2 separate regions of the Homo sapiens genome follow, and region 1 is linked to region 2. Evidence: chromatin contacts called from ENCODE Hi-C or POLR2A ChIA-PET data. All regions are on one chromosome and are shown on one strand. The core of a region is the stretch at or near the end of the contact, and the rest is flanking DNA. Distances in the headings are between cores, read along the strand shown. Region 1 has its middle 13 kb from the start of MIR6071. Region 2 holds the start of GNLY (granulysin).

What was found. A loop is a pair of places that touch in the nucleus more often than their neighbours do. ChIA-PET counts read pairs that join two places held with the same protein, here RNA polymerase II (POLR2A).
Region 1: POLR2A ChIA-PET joins it to region 2 with 11 read pairs in activated CD4-positive, alpha-beta T cell. The contact joins the enhancer-like site here to the promoter of GNLY in region 2. A Hi-C loop is called at or near these places in 2 of 168 maps with a recorded cell type or tissue (astrocyte of the cerebellum and transverse colon). POLR2A ChIA-PET finds 5 or more read pairs at or near these places in 2 of 52 experiments (AG04450 and activated CD4-positive, alpha-beta T cell).

What each region holds. Positions count from the first base shown.
Region 1 is chr2:85,794,864-85,798,739 of GRCh38, reverse strand. No RefSeq gene overlaps it. Among named protein-coding and RNA genes, the nearest start is that of MIR6071, 13 kb to the right of the region's middle. RefSeq lists an enhancer at 1,305-2,048. Within about 2 kb of position 1,684, at least 14 of the 41 ENCODE cell types and tissues checked have a DNase peak (open chromatin) inside an H3K27ac peak, as active enhancers do.
Region 2 is chr2:85,692,014-85,696,417 of GRCh38, reverse strand. It overlaps GNLY (granulysin), which reads right to left and starts at 2,060. Exons shown (of 5, transcript NM_006433.5): 1 at 1,948-2,060; 2 at 995-1,098; 3 at 362-460. The coding sequence starts at 1,999.

The DNA.
Region 1 (3,876 bases), core at 435-2,934, 100 kb before region 2:
ACTAAGCGATAGCGCTGGGAATGGCCATAAGTATCACAATTACCTGGGATGCTTTAAAAAAAAAATGCAGATTCCGTCTTACACACATGTTAGAAAACGTCAGTCCTCCCCCACCCACCTCCCCTGTAAAAACAAAAATAGGCAAAGACTATAATAAACAAGACAATTCACAGAAACAGAAATTCAAGTGGTCAATAAATATGAACAATGTTCTTCTCTATTAGGCAGGAAAATGAAAATTAAAGCAATGAGATGCCTTCCCTGCTTCCCCAGAAGACTGGCAAGAACTCAAGTGTGATAACGTCCAGCACAGGCAGAGAAATGGGCATGAATTGCTTCAACCTCTTGGGAAAGTAATCTAGAGTTGTTTATTAAAATTAAAAATACTCTATACATACACTGGACAGAATAACCACACTTCCATGATCTAGTCTACAGAAGTCAAACCACCAGGACATAAAGATACATGTACAAGTACATTTAATGAAGCATTCATCCATTTGTGCAACAAATATTTGTTCATCAGCTACTGGAGACTGAGGACAGCATTCCTAGTTCCAAAAAGCCCCAAGGGGGCACTGTTTAGACACTAGGGATGCAGTGGTCAGCAAAACAAAAACCCCCGCTCTCATGAACTTTACGGTCTAGAGGGAGGTGATAGTGTTTTCAAACTGACATAGCGTGGCAGAGAGTGATGAGTACTATGGAGAAAATAAAGCAGGGGAGAGAGTGCTAGGGGAAGTAGGGGAGTATTGCGATTTAAAATAGAGCCATTGGCTGGGCGCGGTGGCTCACACCTGTAATCCCAGCAATTTGGGAGGCCGAAGTGGGCAGATCGCTTGAGGTCAGGAGTTCGAGACCAGCCTGGCCAACATGGTGGAACCCCGTCTTTACTAAAAATACAAAAATTAGCCAGATGTGATGGCACACACCTGTAATCCCAGCTACTCAGACGCTGAGGCAGAAGAATCGCTTGAACCTGGGAGGCAGAGTTTGCAGTGATCCAAGATCTCGCCAGTGCACTCCAGCCTGGGCGACAGAGTGAGATTCTGTCTCAAAAAACAAACAAACAAACAAACAAATAAATAAGATCGAGCCATCACGGAAGGGCTTGCTAAGGAGGTGCTATTCAACCAGAGGACTGAAGATAATGAGGGAACGAGCCAAACGGATACTGGGGAAAGAGCATTCCAGGCAGGGGGAACAGCCGATGCGAAGGCCTAATGCAAAGAGTGGCTGGGTTTGGTGTGTCAACCACACAGACGACAGCAGTGAAGGTGAGGTCAGGGAGGTGCCAGGGCAGGTGGTGCGGGGCCTTGAAGGCAAGGATTCAGCTTCGCTCTGGGTGATGCAGATAGGAATATCTATTGTGATAGACAGAGCGATATCTATTCCTATTCGTCTCTGGGATACAGACAGGAATTGGAAGTCAGCAGCCTATGAAGGGCGTGGCCCTGAGTGAGTGGGGAGTCCCGAGGACTGAGCCCTGGGGTGTGACAACAGGCAAAGGGGGCCTGGAAGGAGCAGCCGGAGAAGCAGGAGCCAAACCAAGGAGACGGAGCTGCAGAGCCAGTGAAGACAACATCTCAGCAGGGGAACGGGCTGCGCCGATGCCTGATACGTCCAGTCCAATGAGGCCTAATGCTCGACCTGTGGAGTCAGCACCATGGACACCCTGAAGAGACCAGCTCAGGGGAAGGATGTGGATCTCTGCTGGTGGGCACTTGAATAAGCCCCTCAGGGAGGAGAGTGGGAAGGACCTCCGAGAGCAGAGAAGGCAGCTGACAGGCCCGGGGCAGCAGCTGCAGAGGGGCAGCTGTGTTTCTCCAGAGAACAATGGGGTACCCTGTGTCCTCGAGCTCCAAGGCGGGCGCCTCTCTCCCAGGGCCAGGAGGAAAGCGGATCCCTGCGTTAATTAAGTCTCATCAGCAGCAAGGCAGTGCTTGCCAAAGTCCTGCCTCTGAGGAAGCACTGGGCAGCAGGGACAGGCGCTGGCTCCTTGGGAAAGTGCTCAGGCCTGGGAGGAAATGAGCCCTGCCTAAGGTCCCAGCCAAAGGAAGGCCACAGCCCTGGGAGGGGCCCAGAGGACCTGGGCAAGGACAGGCCGACCGGGGCCAGTGCTGAGGGGGAAGGCAGACGGAATGAAATGCCTCTGCCTGCCTGTGGTGGATGATGGCCAGTGGGGCAGGGCTGGCTCTAAACGCTGGGTTTAGAGTAGAAATTCCTTAGATATTTAACTCAGTCTGGTGTTGAATGAGCAGATATTATCCTCTCCGTCTCTGGGATACAGACAGGAATTGGAAGTCAGCAGCCTGAGTGGGGAGTCCCGAGGACTGAGCCCCGGAGTGTGACAACAGGCCAAGGGGGCCTGGAAGGAGCAGCCAAAGAAGCAGGAGCCAAACCAGGGAGACGGAGGCGCAGAGCCAGTGAAGACAGCATCTCAGCAGGGGAACAGGCTGCGTCCATTAAGTACCTGGAAGAGGCTTTAGTCACCATCTCTTCCAACCACTTTTTACAAAGAGAAACTGAGGCTCAGGGAGGGGAGCGACTTGCCCTAGGTCACACAGCCAGTGAGTGGCAGGGCCAAGAAACAGCACTAGGGTCCTTGGCACCCTGTGACCACCCACGGGCCAGACAGTGCCCAGCAGATGTTGCTGCCACTGGAATCCACGCACTGAGGAAAGCAGCTGAGGCAGAATGGGCCAGGATAAAGCGGGGAGAGCCGAGAGAGGGCTGGCTCTGAGAGGGGTGGCCTCTGTGAGGAGGAAAGGGGGTCCTGAGGAGAGGCCCGGCTCAGTGGGAGACAGAGACAAAGCTCTGCAGGGAGGCAGGCCTCAAGGCAGGCTCAGGACCTGGGGCTGGGGGCTGCAGATGGGCCCTGGGAGGAATGAACCCTGCCACCTTGTCGTGTGCGCGAGACATTCACTTCAGTCTCTCCAGATGGCTTTGGGCTGGAGAAGCGCAGTACTTCTCGGGGTTCCCCTCACTGTGTGTTCCGTCTGGCTCCAGCTCCTTAGCCATTTTGTGCCGAGAGCATTCATCCTACTTCATACTTCCCTCCCACACCTGACTCTACTGGGCTCTGCAGGATAACCCCAGGGCCGGGCTGGGCTGCATTGGGGTGGGCAGGACCCTGCAGCCACTCGCCAGGGCAGAGAATCGCGAAAAACTTTTCTAGCCCAGGCCAGCAGCGCTGCATCAACGCAGGTCCTGAGGGCCGTTCTGCCCTGGGGAGATGACCACACTCTCTGCCTTCCAGGAGTGCACGACGGAGCCAGGAAGACAGATGGAGGTGCAAGGAACCAGGCCACGGGGGAGAGAGGACATGTCCTGGGAGGCCCAGGCACAGGGAGGTCTGGTCCAAGGTCAAAGCAGCTTTAGTTGAGCAGCAAGTTTGAGGTCTGGGGAGGGGAGCTTTATCCAGATTTGAAGGGTGAATCCCCATTTATTTGTAATTCCTCTAGAGATGGTGTGTTGTTTTGTTTAACAACTCTGGAAGGTCTTTGCTCTTTCAAATAATTCTCTGGCTCAAAAGAAAATCTCTCAGGAGGGGAAATACAGCTGTTTCAGCAAGAACAGGGTGCACCCTGGGTCTCCGGGGGCAGTAGAGCCAGTGAGGGGAGTTTTAATCTGACCCTGAACCCCAGCATCGGGGCGGGACAAGGCAGTGTGAGGACCAGGTGGGAGACTGCCAAGCCAGGAGCGACCTCAGAGGTTGCAGGCATGGAGTGAAGGATCGGGCCAAGCTGGAGCCCAGGCCTTCGGGTTCCCAGAGGGACCCATGTTGTCTGCGTGGACAACATGGAGGCTCGACTCTGGGCGTCTCCTCACTTGCCTGAACTGGGGTTCTGGGCCCCCTAACCCATTAATCCCCAG
Region 2 (4,404 bases), core at 811-3,310:
GATTTATCAGTCCTGACCCAGGCCTCTTGGGGAACTAGCTTCTCAAACTCTGCCTTGGACACAAATGTTAGGGCTTTAGGGGAAGATTCCTAACTTCTCTGGGACAAGCCCTCTTTGAGGATACATGATGAAAACCATGTATACTCTGCCGTCTGACTTACACAGTTCCAGAGAGTCACAATTTCACAAGTTCTCTGAAATTCATCCACAGACACACGGGGACTCACAGATTCCCTTCTAGGAAGCCCTCCCCCAGGATCACTGTGCAAGGTGCCCCCGGGCTCCCCGATCCCCGACCTGGTCACAGGCTGGCCCCTCCATTGAGCAGCAGACAGGAGGCTCTGTAGCCCCTTGGCCTCACCTGGGTGGGCTTATCCACCATCTTCTTCAGTTTTTGGACTATCGTCAGACAGGTCCTGTAGTCACGGCCCAGCTCCTGTGTTTTGGTCAACAGGTCACCCTGTCAGGAAAGAAAGCCCTTATGATGGTCTCTCAGACACTCTGGGAGCGCGTGAAAGTGCCCAGGAAAGGGGCCCTTTGTGTTTCTGAGGCCGGCAGGAATGTCCGTGATCTCTTCCCAGAGCGTGGATACACTGAAGGCCTGAACTGGCTGCCTGGCCCCTGCCCACCCTTTTGCTTGTCTTAGAGGCTCTGAGACACCCCAGAAACAGCCTCCCACACCCCCAGTACTTTCCCAGCCCTGCACTTGCCCCTCTCCTATTGAGGAACTCCCAGGGGAGTCTGCCTATTTGGGTTCTGCAGCCCCAGGCTCCTTGGAGGGTGAGACCCCAGAGGATCCTCCTGGAGGAGTCTGCCAGATACCTGTAGCCCTCCTGGCCAGACATGAATTCAACAAAACCAGCATCGTCAGAAACAGCCCAGCCTCCACTCCCACCTCCTGACCATTAGAGAGCTCCAGACCTCACCCCAGGAGCCACCAGGGAGGAGGGAAAGGAGAGGGACTGTGGCAGGTGAGCAGAGAGCCAACACGTACCTGGGGGCCCTCCTGGGCCAGGCACGGGCAGGATTTCTCCTCATCACGCAGGTGGGCTCTTGCCAGGTCGTAGTACTCAGGGCTCAGACGAGAGAAGACCAGACCTGAGGAAGACCAGACTTCAGCTTCCCCTCCGCAGGCGGAAGGAGAGGGAAAGCCCGTTCTCCTGGCTGGTGGGAGTCCAGGAGGTGACCAGGGCCTAGGACAGGAGCTGGGCCTTGCAGGGGGCCAGGATACCTGTCCACATGCTTTGCCCTGGAGCCGCTCTGACCCACTCTCAGCACAAACACGTGTTCTCACGTTCCTTCTAGAAAGCCAGGAGGGCGAGACTCTCTCTTCTCCTCTGTTCCCCCAGCAACACAGATTTGGGGGTCGGTTTGTCTAGAAACTTCCCTCAATCTCCTTTCAAGGGATTTTCTTTTTTTACCTTCCATCCAGATGGCCCAGCCAAATCCACTCTCCCTTCCAGAAGTGTTCTTGCCCTTGGGGCTCACACTGACCTCAAGGCCTGGGAGAGAGCAGGGTGCAGGGGGCAGGAAGTCTGCCTTGAACACAGAAGAGATCTTGTTCTCTCACCAGCCCCGCACAATCCTAGACAGTGTAGGCCCGAGGAAACGCAGATCCACCGATGAGGGCCAATGGCCTTCACCACGCAGATGCGGAGGCAGGGGCTTGGGAGGGAAAGGGGGGTCTCAGGCCACACAGTGTGGCCAGTAGAGTTAGGACCAGAATCCCTGGCCTGTCTCTCCTCCTTGGCCAGGCCAGTGACAGGCTGGGCAGCACACTGGACTAAGCCTGGCTCTGAGGGGAGGCCAGGCCTCCATGACGGGGGAGAAGGCCGGGGGGAGGCAGGGGCACCTGGGTGCCCACAGAGTCCAAGCTCCAGGTTCAGCCAGCCTGAGAGTGCGAGGCTGGGTGGGCCATCAGGATCGATCCCGAGGGGAAGGCCTTACCTGGGTTGCCCAGGAGCATGGCTGCAAGGAGCAGGAGGGCCCAGGTAGCCATGGTGGGGCAGCCGCTGAGATGCCTTTCACACCCTGTTTTATGGGCAGGGAGCCTGCAGCTTAATCTTTCTCAGGTCCTGCCCTTTTTGTATGTCATCTCCCCCGTGTCACTGGGTTTACCACAGATACAAATACCAGTGTGTGAAGAAGCAGCTCAGGGCAGTGGTAGCCCACAGGGTCCATGCCACACCCCACTCCCACACAACTAGAATGTGGGGTTGCTGGAGGCCAGCAGCTGCCAGGATGCCTGGGATGTGCCGATGGAGGGAGAAACCCCTTAGTACAAGTACGTTCCAGATATTGCATGGGACATACTTATACTAAAAGTATAAGTGAGTCATCTCACTTGACCCAAAAACTATTTTTAAACAGCTTTTTAATTTAACAATATACCACGAACATCTTTCCACATTTGTAAATGTAGATCTTCTTCATCATTTCCCCTGGTTGCCTAATGGTTCCCTTTACACATGAACCATAGCTGGGGTCCTGTAACTCTGGGACTCGTGTCCCCTGTGGTACTTCGGCTTGAAGAGCAGAGGCTGGGAAGCCTCTCCAAGGGCTCACCCAGTAGTCAAGTTGAGTGATGTGAGGGCCTTCTTCAGACAGGGTGCCTCAGCATCTCAAAAAGGCAGCTGTAGCTCCTCCAGGCTACAAGGCCTGTTCACGTGGAAAATGGAAAGAGTGAAGCTGAAAGAGGTGGTACCTGTATAGGAAAAACATCTTTCCCAGGGACCCTCAGCCTCCATCTCATTGATCTGAACTGTGTCACATGATGACCCTGGCTGCAAAGGGCAATAGGAAGGGAGTCTTTTGCTGGACCTTCACTGACACTTTGCTTTTTGTTGTTGTTGTTTGTTTTTGTTTTGTTTTTCTTTTTTGAGACAGAGTTTCACTCTTGTCACCCAAGCTGAAGTGCAGTGGTGTGATCTTGGCTGATTGCAACCTCCACCTCCGGGTTCAAGTGATTCTCCTGTCTCAGCCTCCTGAGTAGCTGGGATTACAGGTGCACGCCACCATGCCCTGCTAATTTGTGTGTTTTTAGTAGAGACAGGGTTTCACCATGTTGGCCAGGCTGGTCTTGAACTCCTGACCTCAGGTGATCCGCCTGCCTCGGCCTCCCAAAGTGTTAGGATTACAGGCATCAGCCACCGCACCTGGCCTTCATTGACACTTCGAACAAAATTGATATCCTGCTAGGGAGGATGAGGGAATGGGAATCGTATAGGCAATGGCAGTGTCAGCTACCGCAGGACTTTTTTTTTTTTTTTCTGATACAAGTTCTTGCTCTGTACCTCAGGCTAGAGTGCAGTGGTGCAATCACAGATCACTGCAGCCTCAACCGCCCAGGCTCCAACAATCCCCCCACCTCAGCCTCCCAAGTAGATGAGACCACAGGTGCTTGCCACTACCACCCCTGCTGATTTTAAAATTTTTGGTAGAGATGGGTCTCCATATGTTGTCCAGGCTGGTCTCGAACTCCTGGACTCAAGCGATCCTCCCAGCCTCCAAAGTGCTGGGATTATAGGCATGAGCAACCACGCACGGCTTTGCAGGACTTTTTGATAAGGAAACATATTTCAGGAAGAATTGGTAGGACTTTGTACCTATATGATTACAAGAAAGAAAGAAGAGAGAGGAGGCAAAGGTTTTACTAGTATTTGGGGCCCAGGAGGCTGAGGGACTGGCTGTGAAAATTAGGAAAAGGAGCTTTCTGGTGAGAAGTTGAGTTTGAGGTATTGCATTTGTGGCTGTCTTGTTTCCCCAGCTGTAAATCAACTGCTTGAGAGCAGGGCTGCCTCTGCCTGTCAGGGTCTCCCCACCATGCCTAGAACAGCTCTCAGACCAACCGGCAAACTCGTTTTACCTCAGATGAGGAAACCAGGACTCAGAAAGATCCAGTGAATTACCCACCAACACACAGCTAGGAAGGGAATGGTCTGTGGATTTGAACCCAGACCCTACGACTCCAAAGCCCAAGTTTTCCCCCAGCCCTACCCTAACTCAGTGTCCAGGTTTTCAGTGCAGGGCCACTTAACCCTCTTGAGGCCAGCTCAGGCACTACTCCCCCATCTGAGCAGACCCCCTCTCTCCTGACCACTTGTAGACCTTGGTCTCATGTGTGAAGACCACATTCTTGGGGGTAAAGGGTCTTGAAAGGTGACTCATGTCTCTTTATTGTGGGAAACTTGGTGAGACCAAACACTGCAGTAAGTCCTTGTCAGAGGTATTGAGGAGTACGTGGCAAAGCTCATGTAGTTAGTCACAAGCCTCCACCCAGGCCTCTGGGGTCCCGTGTGATAAGAACCTGGGGTAAGTTTTACCCAATTCCCACCCATGGTACCCCAGGAACTGGCCCATTGCAAGTCAGGCCCAGGCCCACAAAGAATTCCTCTGTGAAATATT